Regions from separate parts of the Homo sapiens genome. Here region 2 is linked to region 1. Evidence: read pairs that join two places in POLR2A ChIA-PET (ENCODE). Cell type or tissue: A673. All regions are shown on one strand. Links, peaks and the distances in the headings refer to the core of each region. The heading gives the core; the rest is flanking DNA. Region 1 overlaps PADI2 (peptidyl arginine deiminase 2). Region 2 holds the start of MFAP2 (microfibril associated protein 2).

What was found. Peaks named below come from ENCODE experiments on the same cell type or tissue, not always from the same donor. Only the 100,000 strongest peaks of a DNase experiment are listed, where the experiment ranks them.
Region 2: POLR2A ChIA-PET joins it to region 1 with 5 read pairs; 3 of 35 experiments call an interaction of 5 or more read pairs at or near these places.

The regions. Positions count from the first base shown.
Region 1 is chr1:17,056,478-17,068,790 of GRCh38, reverse strand. PADI2 (peptidyl arginine deiminase 2) reads left to right here. Exons shown (of 16, transcript NM_007365.3): 16 at 1-2,030. Among named protein-coding and RNA genes, the nearest start is that of SDHB, 8.6 kb to the right of the region's middle. In A673, for the core only: no CTCF peak of the experiment used is centred there; no DNase peak of the experiment used is centred there.
Region 2 is chr1:16,971,905-16,984,259 of GRCh38, reverse strand. MFAP2 (microfibril associated protein 2) reads left to right here and starts at 3,640. Exons shown (of 9, transcript NM_002403.4): 1 at 3,640-3,673; 2 at 5,946-6,023; 3 at 7,062-7,151; 4 at 7,337-7,363; 5 at 7,466-7,552; 6 at 7,715-7,759; 7 at 8,530-8,617; 8 at 8,918-8,991; 9 at 9,237-9,758. The coding sequence starts at 5,987. The coding sequence ends at 9,340. It overlaps CROCC (ciliary rootlet coiled-coil, rootletin), which reads right to left. Exons shown (of 37, transcript NM_014675.5): 37 at 11,296-11,900. The coding sequence ends at 11,814. It overlaps LOC105376806 (a long non-coding RNA gene), which reads right to left and starts at 8,399. Exons shown (of 2, transcript XR_947003.3): 1 at 7,698-8,399; 2 at 6,465-6,591. RefSeq lists enhancers at 4,359-4,864, 4,865-5,372, 5,373-5,878, 9,003-9,810, 11,245-12,222. In A673, for the core only: no CTCF peak of the experiment used is centred there; DNase peaks (open chromatin) are centred at 3,559 and 4,099; H3K4me3 peaks cover 1,717 bases; H3K27ac peaks cover 1,571 bases.

The DNA.
Region 1 (12,313 bases), core at 4,452-6,951:
GAACAGAACACAACAAAACACAGCAAACCATGTGCCCAAACTGCTCCCCAAAGAATTTTGAGTCTCTAATCTGACACTGAATGAGGGGAGAAGGGAAGGAGATTCTGGGATTGCCAGTTCTTCCAGCAGCCATGCTCTGAAAATCAAGGTAGAATCCATGGAAAGGGACCCCAGGACCCCGGGACCCTAGACGTATCTTGAACTGCCATCGTCATTTCAAATACATCTCCCTCAGGGTTTCCAGGTGGCCACCCCCAATTATTCATTCCTTACCAACCTCTCAAATCCTCTTGGCTTTCTCTCTGCAGTGTGGACACTGTTGGCTAGTCCTCCCCACTCCCTGAGGGTCCAGTAAGTTAGCTTAGAACCTTCCTGGAAACATTTCATCTGAGCAGGTTTCCCCACGTGTGGGATGCTCCTTTTGCCTCATCTGTCTCAGGGATGCAGGCTCCCCCGCATGCATGGGGATTTCTCCCCAGACCAGCATACTTGTGACCTGAGAGTTCAATGCGTAAAGATGCCCCTGGTCAGCCATATCCATCTTCTCTTGCCTGGTCCTTGATTCTCTGGCCGCTCCCTGACCTTCCTCCTTCCACTGCCTTGACTTTCTTCCTTTTTATTCCTGGTGCCATCTGTCCAGGCAGCTAGACAAGAACTTGTTCGCCAGCAGCCAGATTCAGGCCTTCCCAGGGGCATAATAAGTGACCAGCCCCTCCTCTCCGGACATCAGATCCAACACATAAGGACCCTGGCCTACCCTCCAGCCCAACAGCCAGTTCTGGGTCAGCTGCCAACTTAGGGGTGGTTTGATTATCCCATTGAAATTCACCAGTGCCTTTGCCAAAGACCCTCTCATTTGGACATACCCAGATTCATTCCCTGGCTCCAACTGAAAAGACTCAGTTTCAATCGTTAAAAGTTCCTTTAGGGCCAGAAGAATAAATGAATTATAATCCCATTTTGAAGAACCGATTTATAACCAATGAAAAGGTTATAATGTAATTTATATTCTTGGAGGAACAAGATTTTCATTTGGGATTATTTCCTTCAACCATTCAACAAACATTTGTTGTATGCCACTAAGCGCCAGGCACGGCGTTGGGCTCTGCAAACACAGTGGTTAGTAGCAGTCTGGACCTGGTCCCTACTGGCATGGAACCCATCACTCCCCAACATGCAAAGCCCACATTTAAAGGCCAGCCTCTGCCCCTTCAGTGATGCGCTCTTTAGAAATGCCAGTCCACTATATTCAGAAATCCGCAGGGCACAAAACTTCCAGCAAGTCACTGTTGTGGTGAAATGGGCAGTGGGGGTGGGGGGTCTTCTTTAAACAGGCCCCCTTCCCATCTACCTAGCCAGTACCCATCCAATGAGTCCCCAGAGCCTCCAGAAGCTGTTGTCTCCTCTCTGGGGACAGCAGCTCCTGCCTTTGGAGGCCAAAGCCCCAGATCTCTCCAGCCCCAGAGCTGAAAACACCAAGTGCCTATTTGAGGGTGTCTGTCTGGAGACTTAGAGTTTGTCATGTGTGTGTGTGTGTTTGGTTAATGTGGGTTTATGGGTTTTCTTTCTTTTTTTTCTTTTTTTTTTTAGTCTACATTAGGGGGAAGTGAGCGCCTCCCATGTGCAGACAGTGTGTCTTTATAGATTTTTCTAAGGCTTTCCCCAATGATGTCGGTAATTTCTGATGTTTCTGAAGTTCCCAGGACTCACACACCCGTTCCCATCTCACTTGCCCACCCAGTGTGACAACCCTCGGTGTGGATATACCCCCGTGGACTCATGGCTCTTCCCCACCCCCACTTTCTATAAATGTAGGCCTAGAATACGCTTCTCTGTTGCAAAACTCAGCTAAGTTCCTGCTTCCACCTTGATGTTGAAATATCTTATGTAAGAGGGCAGGGGATGTCGTGAAGATGGCAAGAAGAACACAGTTTCAAATTTCTGGAAAAGAGCCTGTGGTGGAGATCTAAAGATGTTTAGGGAAGAGCTCGACTAAAGAACAATGAAATAAATGGTCCAAGGGGAAGTCATATGGCTGTTGGTGTGATGTTCTTTGCTGCTTCATAGACACGGCCTGGAGTGAGGCAAGCCACACACTGGGCCCTCCTGGTCCTGCAGCCCTTGCTGTTCTGGGCACAGGGTCTGGGCTCTCAGCATAGGTATCTTGAGGGTTCGGAATCCCCAACACACTCAGCAACTGCATATTACATGGCCACCACCGAAGGTCAAGACCAGTACCCGCAATAAAGTCTGACTATGTTGTTCTGATGGGGTTCCCCAGGAGCAGAGCCTGAGATGAGCATTCAGGAACAAGTGATTTATTGAGAAGTGGCCGGCGCAGTGGCTCATGCCTGTAACCTCAGCACTTTGGGAGGCCAAGGCAGGAGGATCCCTTGAGCCCAAGAGTTCCATACCAGCTTAGGCAACATAGTGAGACCCCCATCTCTATAAAAAATTTAAAAAATTAGCTGGGCATGGTGGCACATGCCTGTAGTCCCAGCTACTTGGGGGGAGGCTGAGGCAAGAGGATCAACTGAGCCTAGGACATGGAGTCTGCAGGGAGCCACGATCGTCCCACTGCACTACATTCCAACCCACATGATAGAGCAAGACCCTGTCTCAAAAAAAAAAAAAAAAAAGGAGCCTCCGGGGAAACCAAGATGGTAACTGGGGGAGCAGGCCAAGGAAAGGGAAGAAACCATACAAGAGTGTGAGGTGAAGCCTCAGACCGATCCCTGGAGAGCTCTGGAGCATAAATGGCACCTCTGAGCTGTCCTGTCTGGAGGCTGAGTCTTTGTCCGCCTGCACCAGTCATTGGCTCTGGGGACTCTGGCCCTCTGAATGGGCGAGGGGGCACCAGGAGCTCATAGGCAACCATCTAAAGATCACAGCTGGGATTAGGAACAAAGTCACAAGCTTGTGACAAGTTCTGCCGCAACCAGAAGAGGGAACCGCAACCACGGCAGGGAATCAGCCTTGTCCATTGCTCTGGGTGATGTCGTGTCCTTTTAATCAACAGCTACTACACACAAGTATTTGTGATTTGACCCATGGTATGAAAATCCATACAACATAACCATGATCTAACAGGGTCTTTGTGAACAAACTCCTGAGGCCCTAAAATGGAGTCACCTGATTGGTTGCTGAGTCTAGAAGCTGCTTCCAAGTTCTTTGGGAGACACCTGGGGCCCTTCTCACTCCTTAGTCCCATCTTGAGCTTCTGGACCAATGTCTTGGTGCCACTATTTTAAAGGGGCCACTGCAAAATGAGAATCACTGGTTCACTCACTCCCAGGCTTAACCCAGGGGCCCAGGCCTCTGAAATCCCCTTTTTTTGGTTTTGTTTTGTTGTTTTTTTGAGACGGAGTCTTGCTCTGTCACCAGACTGGAGAGTGCAGTAGCATGATCTTGGCTCACTGCCACCTCCGGCTCCCTGGTTCAAGTGATTCTCCTGCCTCAGCCTCCAGAGTAGCTGGGATTATAGGCAAGCACCACCATGCCCAGCTAATTTTTGTATTTTTAGTAGAAACGGGGTTTCATCATGTTGGCCAGGATGGTCTCGATCTCCTGACCTTGTGATCCACCCACCTCGGCCTCCCAAAATGCTGGGATTATAGGCGTGAGCCAGCACCCTACCGAAATCCTCTTTTATACCCAACTAATGTGGTCCAAGCCACTGCAAGGCCAATCTTTCATAGATTTCCTGACCCATCTAGTTCTGCAATTCCCCAAGGGATGCTGGGATGTTCAACAAGTTCATCCTGGTGATGTTTTCACATCTTGGCCAATCACCCACCTCAGGGTCGCTGAGTGTTACCTTGAGACTTTTGAACAGCACTTTCCAATAGAAATATAATGCAAACTACATAATGTGATTTTGAATTCCCTAGTAGCCACATTTAAAAAGTAAAATGCAGGTGAAATTAATTTTAATAATATATTTTCTTTAGCCCAATCTATCCAAATAATTATCATTTCAACATGTAATCTAAAGTGTAAAATTTCAATGAGATATTTTACATTCTCATTTTTTGGTAGTAAGTCTTTGAAATCTAATGTGTATTCTATACTTATATCACACATCTATTCAGACTAGCCACATTTTAAGTGCTCAATAGCTACAAGTGGCTATCATATTGGAAGGTATTGTTCTAGAAACTTGTCTGCCAGGCTGAGCGCCAATTGTGGAAATAGGCACATTCCTTAAACCCCCAGAGTCCACTAGTTTGACTGCAATGGTTAATAAAAGTTTATTATTATTATATTGAAAAGAGAAATGTAAAATAGATACGAGCCATCACTGGCCTTGGTATGCAGACCCTTGCCCTTCCAGAAAGTCTTCTTGTCTGAACCATGGCTGCTGCCAAGTTACCAGGACCCCCCTCTCTCTCTGCAAGGTGATTGCCTTTGGCCAGGTCCCCTCTGCCCACTGTCAAGATGGGAACCCCCACCAGGTCCTCTTTTTCCCCTCACTCTTCCTGTGGATACAGCCTGGTTCTACATTTAATCTAAAATGTGTACTTGGAGTCCCAGGTGAGAGCAGCTCGTTATCTCAGATTCCTCCGGCATTCCAGATGGGATCAGAGCCACACCTTGGCATAGCCAAAACCCCACGGAAGTGGTTGGGGGGAGGTCTCTCCTCCGAAACAAAAAGCAGCCAGGAATGAATCTGCCTCTCCAGTGAGATTCATGTAGGATCCTCAAGCAAGTGGTATCAGGTCCAAGGGGCTGATGGAAAAGTTATTAGCAACTAAATATAGGAGTGACATCAAATGGCAGCATGTAGGATCCCTTCTCCAGCTGGACATGCAGAAAAAGAATGCTCCCAGACAGAAAGCCCAGCTCTGCAGCCTTGTCTCAAGCCTGGCTGATGTGAAAGACCTTCACCCCATCCCCCTGGCCAGCTGGGCTCTTTTTCAGCCCTGATCTTTGAAAAAGCAAAGGTCTTCTCTGGGTAGTCTCTAAGCAAACTGCTGGGTTCAGGCCACGCCAGCTTGGCCTCAATCCCTCACCTTCCACAAGCAAAGGTCTGCTTTCTGACAGCCCTGGTTATACCCAAAGATGACTAACAGTCTCTGACCAGCATGCTAAGGCCCCATGCGCAGGCTACTGTGTTACTGAAGAGCTGAAGAGATACGTTCAATCTTTAAAAGGAATGTTTTCCGGCCAGCTACAGTGACTCATGCCTGTAATCCCAGCACTTTGGGAGGCCAAGGCGGGCAGATCACCTAAGGTCAGGAGTTCGAGACCAGCCTGGCCAATATGGTGAAACCCAGTCTCTACTAAAATACAAAAATTAGCCAGGTGTGATGGCGAGCACCTGTAATCCCAGCTACTCAGTAGGCTGAGGCAGGAGAATCGCTTGAGCTCTGGAGGCAGAGGTTGTAGTGAGCCGAGATTGCACCACTGCACTCCAGCCTGGGGGACAGAGCGAGACTCCATCCCAAAAAACAAAAAAAAAAGGGAATATTTTGTTTTCCTACTGATGGCAATTCCTGGCACATAGTTGATGCTCAGCAAATGTGTTTTGAATAAAAGAAGGAAACATCTGTTCAGCTAGGCAATGGAAGCAGAAAAGTCAGCCCAAACATTTCTTAAACATTGATTGCATTCCTACCAGGTGGAACTATATGGAATCCCATTTGGAAGGTCAAAATGGTCAAATAGAGGCGATTTTTGTTGGTTCAACCTAATGCTTTGCATTCGTCATCTCATCTAATTCTCAAAACTAAGCTGTGAGGTTGTTATCCCCACCTTACAGATGAGGAAACTGAAGCTCAGAGACAGGAAGTGACTTGCTCAAGATTACTCAGCAGGAAATGGCAGAGCTGGGATTCATACCTGGGTGGTCTGGCTCCGGAGCCCACCCACTGAGCGCCTGCTCTTGACTACATCTCAGAAACAGCTTTCTAGCCGGGCGCCATGGCTCATGCCTATAATCCCAGCACTTTGGGAGGCCAAGGTGGACAGATCACTTGAGGTCAGGAGTTCAAGACCAGCCTGGCCAACATGACAAAACCCCGTCTCTACTAAAAATACAAAAATTAGCCAGGCGCGGTGGCACACATCTATAATCCCAGCTAATAGAGAGGCTAAAGCAGGAGAATCACTTGAACCCAGGAGGCAGAGGTTGCAGTGAGCCAAGGTCATGCCACTGCACTGCAGCCTGGGCAACAGAACAAGACACTGTCTCAAAAGAAAAAAAAAGAAAAGAAAAAAGAAACAGCTTTCTAACCCAAGTTTAGCATTCTTTCATTCACAAATGTTACCTTATCTTTGCACCAGTTTTTAGCATGTCAGGTGTCCTATTAGAAGAATCTTATCAACAAGATATCCCCTCTACCTGCAAGCAAGATGTCTGGAGATTATAGGATTCCTACAAACCCCTCTAAGGCAATAAGGCCCATAATGAAATGACCTCTACGTAGCTCAGTATGTGCTCTCTCTATTCCTCAGCTCGGAGTAAGATGGCATGTCTAAATCGTGAAAAGCAAATTATATTCATTCATCCATCCATTCACTTTTCTCCATTAACATTTGCCAAGTGTCTACTGTGTGTAAAACCAGTGATCCCACAATTTTTCATCTAAACCAGGGCACTTCTGAGATCTCAGAGGAGCCCTGCAAATAATTCCATCAGGGCAACAGAAGAATCCGGAACTATGCTCGGCAAACCAGGGTGTTTGTTCTCCCTGGAAAGCCCTGTGCATGAGACATGATCTAATCCCTCAAGGAGCTGACAGCTGAGTCAGGGAGACAGACAGGAGAGCAGAGAGGCACACTGATGGAATAGGCACCTGATAAATACTTGCTGAATGGAGGAATGAATAAGGTACAAAAATCTGTGTACACACACACACACCTTTCCTGCTGGGAGAATGACCAAGGATGGCCTGGTGTTCATTTGTCCTAAGATGAATGACTGCTGAGTGAATGTAGAAATGAATGATTAGGCAAAGAGGGGAGGAGGGGTTGCCAAGCTGAGTAGAGACACAAAGAGGTCCAGGTGTGTAATATGTCTGGGAAATTGTGATTATAGTGAGTAGCTAAAATATAGATTGCAGTAATGCTGGAAACACTAGGGTTGGTGCCCTGGAAACCGTCTGAAGGTTTGAGGTCACTGCGGTCACATGATCAATCCTGTATTTTAGGAAGCTGACAGTAACATATTTCTTCACTGATATTAAACTCATAGGGAAAACATTTTTAAGAAATTTCCTGAGGGATAAGCAAACCATGGTACAGCCCTGCTTTTAAATATTCTGCAGCATATATGATGAGACGGATCTATGCATACTAACATGGAAAGACCTCCAAGACACAGCACTTGACGAAAAAATGGCAGCTTGCAGAACATGTATGTTATCGTTTGTATTTTCTAAAAATAAAAATGGCCGGGTACAGTGTCTCACACCTCTAATCCCAGCATTTTGGGAGGCTGAGGCAGGCAGATCACAAGGTCGGCAGATCACAAGGTCAGCAGTTCGAGAACAGCCTGGCCAACATGGTGAAACCCCGTCTCTACTAAAAATACAAAAATTAGCCGGGTGTGGTGGCACACACCTGTAATTCCAGCTACTCAGGAGGCTGAGGCAGGGGAATCGCTTGAACCAGGAGGCGGAGGTTGCAGTGAGCCGAGATTGCACCACTGCACTCCAGCCTGGAGACAGAGCAAGACTCCATCTAAAAATAAAATAAAATAAAATAGAAAAATAACAGCAAGCAAAGCCATGGATTTCTGTAGAAACATACATATGTAAATACATACAAAGAAAAAAATCTGGAAGCAATCCCATGAAACTGACAATAGCAATCACCCCTGGGAAAGGAAGTGTGACTGAGGGGATTTAAGCTTTATCTATATTGCTTGAAATTTTTACATAGTGAGAATTTAATTACATATGTACAGTATTCTAAAATAATTTTTTAGAGCTGCCTGAAATCCTTGACATTGTATGTATGCTGAAGTCTTCCCATTCTGATAAGCATAATCTATTTCCCCTAATAAGGCACAGTTATCTTTTACCTCTTTCCTTTCCCCAGCTGGGCTCTCCACTACCAATTTAAGATTGATGGCTCCCTATAGACACTAACTCATTTAATTCTCCTCCCTGCAAGGCGACTGTTTCTTTTTCACCGTCTTACACAATAGGAAATGAATGCACAAAGAGGTTAAGGAACTTGCTCAAGATCACAGAGCAAATGGCTGATATAACAGGGTTTCAGACCCCTAAAGGCCTGCACACTTAACCATTCTACCTACCAGCCTCCCTAAGAGGTCAAATTGCCTTTAACGTTCTGCAGCTCTCTGACTTTTGTTTCCAGTCGGCTGGCATCTCGCCGCTACGCATGAATATTTACCCACTATTCGTATTTGCATTTCATTTGCATGGCTGTGTCTCTGACAGAAAACAGTGCTCAAAAGCCAGATTCGGCTGGAAAGGGCGTTTGATCATGGCATTATACGGTGTTTGCAAAGTGCTCACCCACACACATCCAGAGGAACAAACTAACTGCTCATTTGAGAGTATGCTGGTGACGGCAGGCATCTGGGAATGAGGCAGAAGTTAGCAGGGTGGGTGAGCTCCAAATGTATGTGTGTGTGTGCTGCTATAGGGCCAGCAGCATGACAGTCCCCAGAAGGCCTTGGACCACTTGCTAAGTCCCAGCAGCTGAGCTGACTTCAGCTGTGTGAAACGCAGCCCCATCTGGAGTGGGGGTGGCTCATGACTTTTTTGCTCCGGGAGTTCCATAGAGGCTGCTCTTGAAATTGGAGAAGCCTGTAGCCTATGATTGTCCCCATCCCACTCGAAGAGAATATTTTGAGAAGTCTAATTATATGGTGGGGTTTGCATGGGATGAGGGAAGAGAGTTTAGATAAGGCCTTTCTAAGGGCAGGTTGGCAAGGTCCAGTAGGGAGCCCTGGGTAGTTCTGTGAGGCAGCAGCACCCTCTGTGGGTAGACCAGAATGGCTGCAACCACCATGTTCCCACGAGCCTTAGGCGCACGCCTGCAGCCCAGCCCATCTACCTAACAGAAGAGGCTGACCTACTTGCTGGGTGACCTGCGGTGAGTTGTTGACACTCTCTGAGGCTCAGTTGCATCAACTGTAAATGAAGAATAGTAATCCCTACTTTGTGCCGTTGCTGAAATGATTACAGAGAGGACATGTACCCAAAGTGTTCTGCATAGGACCTGGTACACAGTACCAAATGTGTCCTCCAAATGTGGCAGTTACCATCATTAGTCACCCCAATAGCCCCATGACCCTTAGTATAGATGACCACCGAGTGCCCTAGCATAAGGGACAAGGCTTCTCTGAGAAAAATCATAGATGGGACTGGGGTGGGGGCTAGAAAGGATCTGTGCCGCTGGCTGGTTGACGTTTTGATTTGCCAATTCCGTCTATTCCAATTCTGGGAGTCCTTGACATCGGTCATGGGAGGCTCTGACAATAAATACGTTCATAAAGAATTAAAAACAGCCCAGGCGCAGATGCACAGTCCTGTAATCCCAGCACTTTGGGAGGCAGGAGGATTGCTTGAGCCCAGGAATTCAAGACCAGTCTGGGTAACATAGGGAGACTCCGTCTCTACAAAAAAAAAAAAAAAAAAACTTTTTTTTTTTTTTCAGACAGAGCCTTGCTCTGTCGCCCAGGCTGGAGTGCAGTGGCACGATCTCAGCTCATTGCAACCTCAGCCTCCTACGTTCAAGCAATTCTCTTGCCTCAGCCTCCCGAGTAGCTGGGATTACAGGCTCCCACCACCACACCCGGCTAATTTTTGTATTTTTAGTAGAGACGGGTTTCACCATGTTGGCCAGGCTGGTCTCGAACTCCTGACCTCAAGTGATCCACCTGCCTCGGCCTCCCAAAGTGCTGGGATTACAGGCACAAGCCACTGAGCCCAGCCTACAAAATTCTTTTTAAAAGTAGCTGGGCATGGTGGTGCATGCCTGTGGTCCCAGCTACTAGGGAGGCTGAGGTGGGAGGATCACTTAAGCACTGGAGTGCGAGGCTGCAGTGAGCCATGATCATGCCACAGCACTTAAACCTGGGTGACAGAGCAAGACTCTGTTTCAAAAAAAAAAAGAATTAAAAACAAACTTGCAGATAGCAATAAGTTATATGAAGAAAATCAAATAGAGTCAAGTGGGTCAAGCCCTCAAATTGCCCATAGTCTGGGGAGGCAGACATATTCATGGGTCATTGTTAAAACAGGTGTTGCATGCATGGATGGCATATGCAGAGGATATTTTGATAGGGACAATCAAGGAGGGACTTCCTAAGGGAGGAAAAAGTTGGAGCTGAATCTTCAATGATGACAAGTCAACCACATGAAGGAGGAGGAAAGGACACTCCAGATCCAAGACACGGACGTACGCAAAGGCTTGGAGGTGTGAAATGAGGCGGGGAATAGAGCAGGCTGTATTACAGGGACAGAAGTAACTGGAAGGGCCCGCGGGGGAGCCGGGGAGCCTTGGAGCTATGGTGGGAGTTGATGGTTGATTGGATATGGGGTGGGGAGAAGAATCAAGATGACATCGAGTTTCTGGCTTGGATATCCGGTAGATGGTGGTGCTAATAAGACAAGTATAAACTCCTCAGGTGAGATGTACCGTTTGGGATAGGTTGGGTTTAAAGGACCATTGGGACGCCCAGATGGAGATGCTCAGGAGACAGCCAGGGAGACGGAAAGGACGAAGCCCACTGGCCAAAGGCAAATAAAATCCTAAATTTTGGCTGGGCGCAGTGGCTCATGCCTGTAATCTCAGCACTTTGGGAGTCCGAGGCGGGTGGATCACGAGGTCAGGAGATCGAGACTGTCCTGGCTAATACAGTGAAACCCCATCTCTACTAAACAAAATACAAAAAATTAGCCGTGCGTGGTGACAGGTGCCTGTAGTCCCAGCTACTCGGGAGGCTGAGGCAGGAGAATGGCGTGAACCCGGGAGGAAGAGCTTGCAGTGAGCCGAGATCGTGCCACTGCTCTCCAGACTGGGCAACAGAGTGAGGCTCCATCTCAAAAGAAAAAAAAAATCCTAAATTTTAGATGAGAAGGCCCCAGAGCTCCACCACAGCAATCTGTTGCTGTGGGTTTTTCCCAGAGGCAAATGAATCTCCCAGGCAACATCTGATATTTCCTCCTAAATCCAACCCTCCTTCACCCTCTGGCTGGCAGAAATCATCCAGGTTGCCCTAAATTACAAGACACCAGACTACAATTGATTGTACAAATGACAGTTGATACAACATAATGCTTTTTTATTTTGTTATTTTCATTTTTTTGAGACAGGTTCTTGCTCTGTTGCCCAGGCTGGAGTTGCAGTGGTGTGATCACAGCTCACTGCAGCCTCGACCTCCTGCACTCAAGCAATCCTCCCACTTCAGCCTCCCAAGTAGCTGGTACTACAGGTTTGCACCACCATGCTTGGCGGATTTTAAATTTTTTTGTAGAGACAGGGTCTCACCATGTTGCCCAGGCTGGTCTCGAACTCCTGGGCTCAAGGGATCGATCCTCCCACTTCAGCCTCCCAAAGTTCTGGGATTACAGGTATGAGCCACTTTGCCCAGCTGGTTTTAATTTTCAATTCTGGACATGATTTCCAGCTCTTAGGGGAGAAAGACCTCCTAAAGCAAAACGCTCACCTAAGGCTGCTCAGTTTTCCTGCTGTCCAAAGACTGAGAGAGTCTGGAAAACAGGAGCAGCTTTTCCAACCCAAAAGTGTGGTTATGAGGACTAAATGAGACTGTTTATGTAAACACCTTTGCAAGTGATAAAGTTCAGTATAAACATAGTGTCTAGCAGACTGTCTGGTGAAAAGCAATATGTCACTCTCTAGACGAATGGAAATAAACCAAAAAAACCTAGGGTCTTATCATGAGGACATCTTTGGAAAATATGTCAGGATCAGGCCATGAAAATTTCTAAGTCCTTCTGCAGCTGTGACTTTCTGGCATCCCAAAGTCCAGGGCGGAGGTACAGCCGCCCAGGAATTTATTCCTCCATAACTTTGAGCTCCCCAAATCCCCACGAAGCCCAGGAATGATGTGACTGCAGGGCATGTGGGCCCATTGGCACCAACAGCCCCTCCATAAATCAAGGTCTCACTTATGCTGGCCTCAGACTGCTTTTTCCAAGGTGACCTGGGCAAACTGAAAGGGTAGTTGCTTATCTAGGGGTGGCATCTGCCTTTGAGATGAAAGAACCCTGAAAATGCTAAGAGGACCAATTCTCTAGAAATACATTCCTTTCAGGAAGAGCTTTCTTCAGCTCAGACGACAATTCAGTTAGGAGTTAGAGACAGAGCGGCA
Region 2 (12,355 bases), core at 2,582-5,081, 83 kb after region 1:
CGTGGCTCACTGCAGCCTCTACCTCCCCAGGCTCAGGTGATCCTCCTACCTCAACCTCCTGAGTAGCTGGGACTATAGGCCAGCACCACCACACCCAGCTAATTTTTGTATTTTTTGTAGAGATGGGGTTTTGCCATGCTGTCCAGGCTGGTCTCAAACCCCTGGGCTCAAGCGGTCCACCCGCCTTGGTCTCCTAAACTGCTGAGATTACAGGTGTGAGCCACTGCACCCAACCTCCCTCCTTTTTTCAAGGGTAGGGGACAGCATTTCTGCTGGGTGAGTTCCTCTCTTTTGCCAGTGGGATTGCTCCTGGCAGCAGTGGGGTCTAAGGGCAGGCAGAGAGGGCTGGGCTGGCCTGGCCTGAGGGCCCACCTCTCTCCAGGTGACAAAAGTCTCTGCTGCCCTGCAATAGACACTGGGGGGCGGGGCATGGGAATGAAGGAGGCACAGGGCATATTTACTCCCTCCCTAAGACTCAGAGTCTAAGGGAGGTGGGGGAATGACTGGCGATGAAGAGATCAGATGGCAAGGGTCTAAATCAGGGGCCATCCTCATCTCCTCCCAGCCCGCAGCCCCTACAACTCTCACTCCCGCCTCAGGCCTAGGCTCCTGGGCAGGGCTGAAGGCTGCCCCTCACGCAGAGGATCTGCACCCCCAGCCAGCTTCTCCGGGAAGAGTTTAGTGTACAGTTCACTCATTCATTCCACCAATGTTTGCTGAACTGCTGCTCTGAGCCGGGCTCTGAACTTAATGAGCAAAACTGAAGATGAGCAAAAACAGCCTTGGTCCTGGCCTTCACGGGGCAAGATGACAGTCTCATCGGGAAGAGGGACAGGGCTCAGATGGTCACAGACATAGGCCAACAAGACAACTGCAAGCAGTAAAGCTAGAAAGCACAAAAAAAGGAAAAAGGGAAGGCCCCTCTGAGGAAGGGAGGGTTTGATCTGTGACCCCATGGAGGAGACCTCAGCCAGTGCTCGGGAGGAAGAAACGCCTCAGTGTGGGAGGGAGAGGGGTTTGGGAGAAAACCCCCAAAGGCCAGTGGCTGGAGGAGGAAGAGGAGGCAGAGCCAGGCTGCCATAAAGGGCCGGGGCCCTGGAAGCCACAGGGAAGTTGAGCCTCTAACCTGAGTGAAAGGCGATCAGTAGAAGGGGCACGATCTGCGGGGGTGAGGGAGGCAGGACCCACGTGGGAGAGCCCAGAGTGGAGGCTATCGCAGAGCCCAGGCAAATGATGGTGGTGTCAACTAAATAAGAAATCAGCCTTTTGACCAGGTGCAGTGGCTCACGCCTGTAATTCCAGCACTTTGGGAGGCCAAGGTGGGTGGATCAGCTGAGGTCAGGAGTACGAGACGAGCCTGGACAACATGGAGAAGCCTCGTCTCTACGAGAAATAAAAAAAAAAAAAAAAATAGCCAGGCATGGTGGTGGGTGCCTGTAGTCCCCACTACTCTGGAGGCTGAGGCATGAGAATCGCTTGAACCCAGGAGGCAGAGGTTGCAGTGAGTTGAGGATGCACCACTGCACTCCAGCCTGGGAGATAGCAAGACCCTGTCTCAAAAAAAAAGAAAAAGAAAAAATCCACCTTTTGGCCAGGCACAGTGGCTCATGCCTATAATCCCAGCACTTTGGGAACCCAAGGCAGGCGGATCAGCTAAGGTCAGGAGCCTGGCCAACATGGTGAAACCCTGTCTCTACTCAAAAAAAAAAAGCAAAAATTAGCCTGGCATGCTGGCATGTGCCTGTAATCCCAGCTACCCGAGAGGCTGGGTTGGGAGAACCTCTTGAACCCGGGAGGTGGAGGTTACAGGGAGCCGAGGTCACACCACTGCACTCCAGCCTGGGCAACAGAGTTAAACTCCATTTCAAAAAAAAAAAAAAAATCAGCCATTGAAAAAATTAAAGTTAGTTTTATTGAGTCTTACTGAGGACTGCACCCTGGGAGAGGGTTTCAGAGAGTTTCTGTTAGACTGCGCCAAAGCAGCATTTCAGCCCACAGTTTAGATACAGAGGCAGGCGGTTCTGTGTGTGCTCAGAAGCTATGGTCAGGCACGGTGGCTCACGTCCGTAATCCCAGCACTTTTGGAGGCTGAGGCGGGTGGATTGCTTGAGCTCAGGAGTTTGAGACCAGACTGGGCAAACACGGCAAAACCCCTTCTCTACAAAAAATACAAAAAAAAAAAAAAAAAAAAAAAATTAGCCAGGCATGGCGGCTCTTGCCTGTAGTCCCAGCTACTTGGGAGGCTGAGGTGGAAGGATCACTTGAGCCCAAGAGGTGAGCTGTGATGGTGCCACTGCACTCCAGCCTGGATGACAGAGCGAGACCCGGTCTCATTAAAAAAAGAAGAAGAAAAATTTACATCAAATGTCTTCAGAAGCTACACTAGTGCAAATCTCGCCAAGGTTTGGGTTCGAGGATGCACCTAGTTATATAGATTATAGAGGCATAATCGTCAATCCTGTCAGGTGCTATCTTATGTACAGGAAAAGGCACAGCCAGGATCATTTAACTTATATTTTCTAACAATGCAGTGATTCAGGCAAGAGGCGTGGGAGCCTGTGTTCTGCCCTGCCTGCCATCTTCAAGGCATCCTTCCGTTGGGCTGCCCCCAGTCACTGAGTCAGGGCTTTGTCAGCTTCTGACAAGCAGAAAGAGCAAATGCGGTTTCTTGGGATTGCAACTTGGTCTCACAGTGGCTTAGGCCAGGGTGGGAGCAGTGAACGGAGTCACAAAAGAAATTTTTCAGGTAGCATTCACGGGTGGGTGCTGGATTAGATGCAGGGCTAAGGGCAGGGGAGGAAGCCTGGGTAATGGAAGGCTGCGGGGCCAAGGGGGGACTGGGAATCCTGGAGGGCCAGGTCTGGGGGAGAGTTAGGAGGTCGTGAATTTGGACTTGGATGCTTGTTGAAGCTGATGCATCTTGAGGACATTTGTGGGACACATAGGCTGGGTCAGGGCTGAAAGAGGTGCTGGTTATGGCCGGGGGCAGGGACTCATGCCTGTAATCCCAACAGCCCAGGAGGATGAGACAGGAGGAATGCTTGAGGCCAAAATTTCGAGGCCGGAAGTTCCAGACGAGCCTGGGCAACACAGCAAGACCCTGTCTCTAGAAAAGGAAAGAAAGAACCGCTGGTTGTGGAAGCCAGCCATGGCCCAGAGCTCAGCAGTGTAGGAGAGGAGGGTGCGGGCCTGAGAGAGGCAGCAGGCTTGGCTGGAGAGGCAGAAGGAAAACCAAGGCAGGAGAGTGTCCTGGAAGCTGGGAGAAGGCAGAGGGAGATCGAGGCTTACTTTCTGGCTGAGGGGCCTAGGGTGAGTCACTTTGGGAGGCTTGATTTCCTCCTCTGTGAAATGGGCAACACACCTACCCTTGCCCACCTCACCCCCCTCACCCCGTCGACGTCGAGTGAGGAGCAGCTGTGAGGAGGAGGAAGCTTTGCACAGACGTGAGGACGGCCCCGGGCGCCTCTACCCCGGGGACACCCCCCCCCCCAGGAGATGGAACCCCGAGGGCACGGCGTGGCGGCCCATGCGGGCAGCTCGCGTTAGGACCCAGCGGCTCCGGGGCTGGAGGGCGGGCGCCAGCCCCGTCGGGGGCCCGGAGGGGGACTCGGAGCGGGCCAAGGGGCGGCTCCGGCGGGCGGACTCGGAGCGGGCGGCGGAGTGACCCGGACAGGTAGGCGCGGGCCTGGCGCTTGGGGGCCCCGGGGGGCGGTCAGGGGCGTCGGCGGGTCCCCCGGCGCGGGGGCGAGGGTGCCAGGCTCTCTGGGTCCTCGATCCTGGGGCAGCCGCGGAGGTTCCTGAACCCCGCGCCTTCAGAGCGGAGGCCAAGGGGGCACCTGGAAAGTTTGGGGTTGCTCTGCAGAGAGAACGCGAATTGGGAAGGGCGGGGAGCCCGAGTTTGGGGGGAGCCAGAGGTGAGGTCGTCGGGGGATGGGACATCTTTTGTTCTCCCGGGGAGGTTGGAATGTGGCGGGTGGGGTGGGGGGGGGGGGTCCGGTGGGAATGGCCGAGACAGAGACGCAGAGAGACAAAGAGAGATCAGAGACGGGAGCGCGAGGGCGCGCGGAGCAAGTTTCCGCGGCTGATTGTTCCCAGCTGTGCGGCGCTGCAACATCTGGGTTTCTCCCGCCGGGACCCCTCCCCCTGAGCCCGGCTCTGGAGCCGGCAGAGCCCTCCCTCCGTCTGATGTCTGAGCGAGCGTCGGGGCCCCCTGTCCCCCACCTCCCAGGACGCAGGGGAGTCGGGGGTGGGGGAGGCCGCAGCTGTGGAAGAGGCCAGAGGTGGGGGTGGGGCAGCCTCCCAGGCAGGTCCTGGCCTCCCGCACGCCCCAAAACCCCTTCGTCTAGAAGAGCTCGGAGATGTGGTCCCGTGGGAGGAGTTCATGAACTCCACACTGACTTCTCTCTTTCCTGCCTCCCCGCTAGCCCGTGGGCCTCCTTCCCCCAATAAGCCTGGGTTCGGGGGCCAGTCCTAGGGGAGGAAGACTCCCCGCAGGGTACCGACAGGCATCCCCCAACACCTTGCAACCCCTCTTGCCCCAATTCAGCGCCTTCTGCTGAGCAGCGGGGGCTCCGACCGACCTGACGGATGGGGAGAAGGGCAAGGAAGGCTCTCTGGGTCTTTTCATCCCCCTCCCATGAGGAGGTCAAGGGTTTTCAGAATGGGGTGTGGGGAGCCAGCTATCCCTCGCCTCTGGGGCAGCTTGGTCCTGAGCTTCGTCTCCCGGCTCCCACTCCACCTTAGTGAGGTGCCTAATGCATGAGAGGAGCCAGGGGGTCAGGAGGCCTCAGGATTGAGAGGAAGGAGGGAAAGACCTCCTGCTTTCTCCCCTTTCCCTCCCCTCTCCCTGGACTCCCAGTGGGGAAAATAGACCAAAGTTGGGGTTTCCAGCTAGCTCTCTGAAAGGACTTCCTGGGTTGCAGCCGGGAGGGGCCCTCCTGGATGGACCCCGCCCTCGCAGCCCTCCCTACAGAAGGCTGACGGACCTGAGGTGGCCCTCCACTGAGCTGGGGCTGGATGTGGGGAACCGGAGGCTCCCCCAAGTCCCACCGTGTAGCCAGGACTGGAGGCTGGGCTCTTGAATGTCAGGAGCCTGATGAAAGCCACGGACCCCATGCCCTCTCCCTCCAAATGACACACACACTTGCCTACAGTGTCAGGGGGTGCAGAACCCCCAGCCTGGGTGATGTCACGGCCCCTTCAGTGCTGCCTTTCTGGGATCCAGAGGAGCCCCCTCAGGCTTCACTCTCGTGCTTCCTGCTGCTGCAAATAGCCCGGGTCTCGTGAGCCTGTGATGCACACAGCCAGGTCTTGCGAGGCCTGGAGGCCTGGCAGGAGAGGAGTCTTCTGGGAGCTGGGAGCCCTGCCCGGCCTGGCCGCTCTGGGGGCCGGGCAGGCCCATGTGTATGTGGTTTCCTGCTGAGCAGGATGCTTAGGGCCCAGGGGCTAATTGGGAGCAGGTGGTGGCTTGGCAGAAGCTGCTGAGTCCAGGCGGTGATGCCGGCTGGCCAGGGCTGGGGTCCCAAGGATGGGCCTGGGTTCAGTGATTCACGCAGTCAGTGCCTTGGACACCCAGGGAGCCACTGGGCCAGAGGGCTGAGCACGGGTGTGGGTGAGGACAGAATGGCCTGGGCTGGGAGCACATTAGGAATGTCCCCTTAGTGAGCAGGGCAGGGTCCGCCCTTCCCTGACCACATCAAGTACACCCACTACACGGGGTTTGCTTGTCAGGATCAGCCCTGGAGCTGGGTTGGAGGCCTTGTCCCTTGTGACCTGAACACCTGGGTGGGCCAGCAGGGACTGGGATGTCCCTCCACTCCAGCCCTCCCATGCCTGGCTTCTATTCTGGGTGCCACCTTCTCCAGGGCGAAATCAGGGGATCAAAGGTGAGCTCTGCTGTCCTGGGTGTGGCCCTGGGTAGAGCTCTCCCACCGGTCTTTCCCCAGCTGTCCTCTCTGACACCACCCCGGCCTGCCTCTTTGTTGCCATGAGAGCTGCCTACCTCTTCCTGCTATTCCTGCCTGGTAAGTGGCTCCTGGGGCAGGGGGTAGCTCCTCTTATGTGGGGCTGAGGAGTAGGGTTAGTAGGGGGAATTCATAGTGAGCCTTTGTCACGACTTATGACCAGAACTCAGCTCCCCAGCTCCCAGGGCCTTCTGCCTGCTTGGACCACAGACTGGACCAGCCAACCCTGGCAGCATCTGGAGGCAGCTCCTGGCCCTTCCCCCAGCCTTCCACAGCAGCAGGCAGGCAGGGTTCTGGAGGGCACGTCCCAGGCACAAGGACTCCGTGGGCACAAGGCACAAGGCCTCTCTGGGAGCCGATGTGCAGGTGCAGGGGCACCCAAGGCAGGGAGTCCGGATGCTTGAGTTCTAGATCCATTCAGGGCCCTTCTGCTCTATACAGTCCTGACCTTGTGGGGGTCCCTACTGGCCAAATGAAGAGAATCAATGAGGACCACAAAAGTCCTAGCAGGGCCAACATTCATTCATTCAGCAGCGATGTGTTGAGTCCCTACCACGTGCCAAGTGCTGGGCTAGGCCCTGGGGATTCAGCGATGAACCAGGCAGACACATCGTTGCTCCTCATCATGCTGCCAGTCCAGGGAAGGGAGACAAATAGGAAACAAGCAGACATGAGAAACTCCAGCATGTGCTGAGTGCTGGACAGAAATCAGCAGGAGGGCTGGTGGGCTGGAGGTGGGGCGGCATCTTGGCACAGCTGAAATTCCAGGGAAGACCTGAAGGAGCTGAGCAGGCCTCACAGGCCCAGGGAGTGTCAGGTGCAAAGGCTCTGAGGGAGGCAGGAGCATGTGGAGTCCTAGGAGCAGCCAGGAGGCCAGCAACAGGAAGGGGCAGGGTAAGGTCAGGGAGGTGACCCATGACCAGGGTGGGGAAGGGTCTTTACCATCGAAGAAGAGTCTGGATCCTCTAGGAATCTGCTTGTGGGGTCCTAGGCTCTTATGGGCCTGACCTTGTGACCCCCGCCTCCACTCTCCAGAAGCGCCTCGGGCCCCCGTTGCCCCTCCCGATGGGGTACCCTACATGCTTTGCCTCCCCACAGCAGGCTTGCTGGCTCAGGGCCAGTATGACCTGGACCCGCTGCCGCCGTTCCCTGACCACGTCCAGTACACCCACTATAGCGACCAGATCGGTAAGGGCCTTGCCGGGTCACCGAGGCCTGGCTGCTCAGATGTGCCTGGCTCAGCCAGGGACCGCACTGGACACGCTGATGGGAACTCTGGGGGTTGGTCCCTGGCTCAGGAGGGAACTTGTTTGCCCCAGGGGCTGGGGGATTAGCCTTACTCCCACCAATTCCACTTTCATCTTTGTTTGCAGACAACCCAGACTACTATGATTATCAAGGTAACGGGCTAGGGGTAGGATAGGACGGGCCGGCAGCTGGGGTGGGGAGACCCCCTGGGAGGGGTAGAGGGAGCAGACCCCCTTATCCTCCCCTGGCTGCAGAGGTGACTCCTCGGCCCTCCGAGGAACAGTTCCAGTTCCAGTCCCAGCAGCAAGTCCAACAGGAAGTCATCCCAGCCCCAACCCCAGGTAGGCCCCAGACCCTGCTCCCACCCGTCTCAGCTCCTGCCTCACCCCTCCCCACCCTGTCAACCCTGGGAGTGGGGGTCTGCCAGGGCTGGGAGAGGTGACTCCCCTTGCCCTGAGGAGACCCCTCCCAGTGATGTCTGCCTACCTCTGTCTCCACACCAGAACCAGGAAATGCAGAGCTGGAGCCCACAGAGCCTGGGCCTCTTGGTAAGGGCTTTCTTGACAGCTGGAAAAATGGAGGCACGCCCTGAAGTTGGGGTGGAGTAGGGGGTGGTGCTGGTGGGCTGGAGGTCTTTGGCCCTTGCCCATGTGGGCTCTTGGCAGTGTGGGCAGTATGACTGCCGTAGGCTGGCATCACCAGGCCCCCCAGGCAGCTCCAGGAGGTCCCACCTGTCCCCAGTGTGCCTGGCTGGAGGCTAAATTGGCAGCCTAGGAAGGCCCCTGACCTCACAGATACTGGGAGGGGCAGGGAGTGTGCTGGGGGCTTCCTGCCAGCCAGAGAGACTGAGTGGTGCACATGTGGAGGCGAGGAAGGGCCAGGGAGTGCAGGCTGGCTGAGCGGTGCCCTCCGGCTGCCCTAGCTGAGAGCTTGAAAGAACAAGGTGTGTGTGTGCAGGAGAATCCGTGTGCTCACTCTCGTGTGGGTTGGTGTGAGCGCTCCTATGTGGGCTTCTGTGAGCGTGGGCACGTCTGCTCGGGAGTTGGTATGGGCTTTTGTGGCGATGCATGGGTGGGTGCAAATTTCTGTTTGAACTTAGGCTTCTATAGTAAGTGCGGTTGTGAATTGATACGTGAATATTACAGCCCTGGGAAGTCTGACAATGCTGCGTGGGTCTATGTGGGCATGTGTAGGTATGGGTGTCTGCACGGGGCCTGAAGGTACAGGGGGGACTAGGCCCTGTGAGCCAGCCTCAGGTGGGTGAGGCTGGGGGCCGCCCCCCACTCTGGGCTCCTAGTCTGACCCCACCTGTCACCAGACTGCCGTGAGGAACAGTACCCGTGCACCCGCCTCTACTCCATACACAGGCCTTGCAAACAGTGTCTCAACGAGGTCTGCTTCTACAGGTGAGCACAGATGGGCAGCTGTCGGGAGGATTCCGGAGCATGGGGGGCTAGAGGGCACAGGGGACAGCTCTGGCCCGCCAAGGTGGGAGTTGGAGGAAAGATAGTGAGTCCTTAAGTTGAGCTCAGTTCTGTGGTTGAGCCTGGGCCAGGGACCTCCTCCACTCCTGGGCTCCAGTGCCAGGTTCTGTCCGGGCTCCCGTGCCAGGTTCTGTCCGGGCTCCCGTGCCAGGTTCTGTCTGGGCTATCCCAGTGGGATTGGGTGGAAGTGGGGCTGAGACCTCCCGTGCCCTGTCCCCGCAGCCTCCGCCGTGTGTACGTCATTAACAAGGAGATCTGTGTTCGTACAGTGTGTGCCCATGAGGAGCTCCTCCGAGGTAGGAAGGCCACCTCCCCAAGACCTCCCCTGTCCCCACACCCGCATCATTATCTGGCCACCTAGCCACCCACCTGATGTTTATTCAACACATATTATCCACCAGGCCCACTTCCAGGACACCCTGAGCTCCCCTCCTTGCTACTTTTCATCCTCAAAACACTCCCATCACCAGAGTTGGGGGAGGGGCAGCGGTTCCCATCACCCAGCTCCACCCTGACCCTGCCTCCTTCCTGCCCCCAATAGCTGACCTCTGTCGGGACAAGTTCTCCAAATGTGGCGTGATGGCCAGCAGCGGCCTGTGCCAATCCGTGGCGGCCTCCTGTGCCAGGAGCTGTGGGAGCTGCTAGGGTGGTGCTGGCATCCTGAGTCCTGGCCCTCCTGGGATCTGGGGCCCTCGGGCCCTGCCTGACCTGGTGCTTTTTTCCCCATCCCCATGTTCCTTTTATTCTGTAAAAAGTTAGTGGACTGCAGCCCTGGGGGTTGCAGGCTGCGGTGCCTCAGGCCCCTCCTTCAGCCTGTGGCCACCTCTGGGGCACAATGGGGGCTCCCCACTGCCCAGTCTGCCCCTCGGGTTGGGGGAGTATCCCAGGCCTCTCTGTGGGACCTGGGCCCCTGACGGGCCTTCTCAGCCCGTTTTGAGGACAGACAGTCCCCCGAGGTAGGCTACATCCCCCCACCCCAGCTGGTCTGCTTGGATTTCCTACAGCCCCCGTGGGCATGGACCACCTTTATTTTATACAAAATTAAAAACAAGTTTTTACAAAAGATCAAGTCACTTTTTCGGTGGAGAGCACAGAGGGGCCAGCCAAGTGCCCCCAACGCGGACTGTCCTGAGAGGCTCCTGACCCCTTGGAGTGAACGATCTGCTCAGGTGCCCTGTGCTTCCGCAGTCCCAGCCCCACCGCCTTACCCGCCGGCTCCAGCTCTGCCCTGCCCAGAACGCTGCGTCATGACAGTGTACGCGCGCATGCGTGTTGTGGGAATTGCACGGGAGATGGAAGGCTTCAGGGACACAGCTTTCTGATGACCGGGGCTGCTTGGTGAGCACATTGAGTTCCCATCACCAGAGGAACACAGCAAAAATGGGAGGCCGCCCATGGGGTGGGGGGGGCACAGGGTCAAGGCAGGCGGACTGACATCCAAGGCCTTTGTTTGGGAAGTTGGGGAGATGGGTGCCATTAAGAGGGCAAAAAAAGCGGGGCACAGGGACTCACACCTATAATTCCAGCACTTAGGGAGGCTGAGGCGGGCGGATCACTTGAGGCCAGGAGTTCGAGACCAGCCTGGCCATGGCGAAATCCCGTCTCTAGTAAAAATACAAAAAAAAATTAGCCAGGCGTGGTGGCGTGTGCCTGTAATTCCAGCTACTCAGGAGGCCGAGGCACAAGAATTGCTTCAATCTGGGAGGCGGAGGTTGCAGTGAGCCGAGATCGCGCCACTGCACTCCAGCCTGGGCGACAGAGCAAGACTGTGTCTCAAAAAAAAAAGGGCAAAAACAAGCAAGCCATTGTAACACCTCCCTCCAACCAGCATGTGGGGCCTGGGCTCTGTGTGTGAAGGCTCACACACTCCTGTTTAGCCGTCCGAACAGGCATATGTGGTGGATGCAATTCATATCCCCTTCTTAGAGACAGGAAAACTGAGCCCAGAGACGTTAAGTAACCCACCCAAGGGTCCCACCCACGGGTCCACAGCTATCAGTGGCAGTGCTGTGGCTGAATCGGTCAGCTGGACTCCAGCAGGTGAGGATGAGTGTTAATTTCTCCTTCGGACACTGATTGAGCACCTCCTATGTGAACTTCCCCAGAGCCACCCTATGCGGTTAGGTTCCCATTTTACAGATGAGCAAACTGAGGCTCTAAGAGGTTAAGCAGCTTTGCTCAGGATCACTCAGCGGTGCCAGGGCAAGACCCCACGTTCACATCCAAACCTGCACTTGTTTGCCATGCTGCCTGGAAGGCCTGTCACTGTCCCGAGGGTGGGCTTGGATCTAAGGAGGGGCCAGAGAAAGGGGCAAGAAAGCATAGGCTGGAAGGAGTCGAGGTGCACAGGCTGGGCCCAGTCCCAGGCCTCAACAGCCCCATCTGTTCCATGGGCCGGGTGACCGAGTACCCCAGAGGCCTCCCCATCTGACATTCTGTGAGGCTGGTAAGTTCCCTTCCCAATACCGGCCTCTCTGCTCTCCCTGCCGCCTCCCCAAGCACCCCTCCCTAGAGGGCCCCATCCCTCTTGCCCCAGACCCTACCTGTCTCCCCCCGACGTCTCCTCCAATTGTCTAGAAAAGGGACACAGCTGTACAAACTTTTTTAAAAACAAGGTTTTGTTACAAAAAACAGTTCTGAACAGTTAACATTGTAAAAAGGTATAAAAATACAGGGACTCTGAGCACTCTGAGGAATTTCCCGACACATGCTCTTAACTAAGGCGGAGAGATCTCTGGGAAGCCGAAGTCAGGGCCTGGGCCTCTGACCCCTGCCCTGGGCCTGGTCCCCCTCCTCTTTCCCACGATCCCATGCTCCAGGGCTGACCAGAGACAAGGGCTCTCCCCAATCCTGGCTACGGCTCAGCCTCTCAAGGAGGAACTTTAATGATCTACAGTGGCTCATCCTAGAAGAGGGGGGCTGGACTGCAGGTGTTGCTGGGAAGCCTCTCCAGGCCTGGAGCTGGAGTACCCGTCCTCAGCACTGCCAGCAGAGCGCCTCCTCATCCCACCCCAGCTTGAGGCCCCCAAGGGACCGGGCTCTGGGTGGGGGGGCTGTCCAAAAGAAGGGTCCTCCCCTGTCCCAGGCACAGGGGTGTTCTCCAGATGCCAGCAGGAGCTCATTTCTCTGGGGGGCCGGAGGGTGGGGAGAAGGGTGCTGAGCTCCTTCGAAGCTCCTGCTGCAGCTGGCCCTTCAGTGTGGACACCTGGGGAAGAAAGGGAAGGTAAGGCCAGCCAGGTCCTCAGCCTGGCTTCAGAGAAAGGGAGGCAGCAGGGAACCCGGAGGGACACAGTGCCACAGTTTCAGGAAAGGTCTGGTCTCACTGAGAGCCAGGGGCTGTCCTGCCTTTCTCATTTTGTTCCTTATAGCAGAGTCAGGCGTCTTCTGACTGTTGGGCACCTTTGAGGGCAACTCCACCCCCATTCTTTATCCCCATCATCACTTGGGTGGGCGTGGCTTCAGCCCAGACCCAAGGGGTGGACATGTGACCCAGCCCGGCCTAGCAGAGAAGCCTTGCCCGGCCGACAAGGCTGGCTCAGGCATGGTCAGGAAGGGGTATGTGATCTGAGCGGGCCAGTGAGGGACAGCCTTAGGACTTCTGCCCCTGCTCTCTTCTGAGATGACAGATTGCTGGGAGAACCTGAGGCTGGAGCTGCTGAG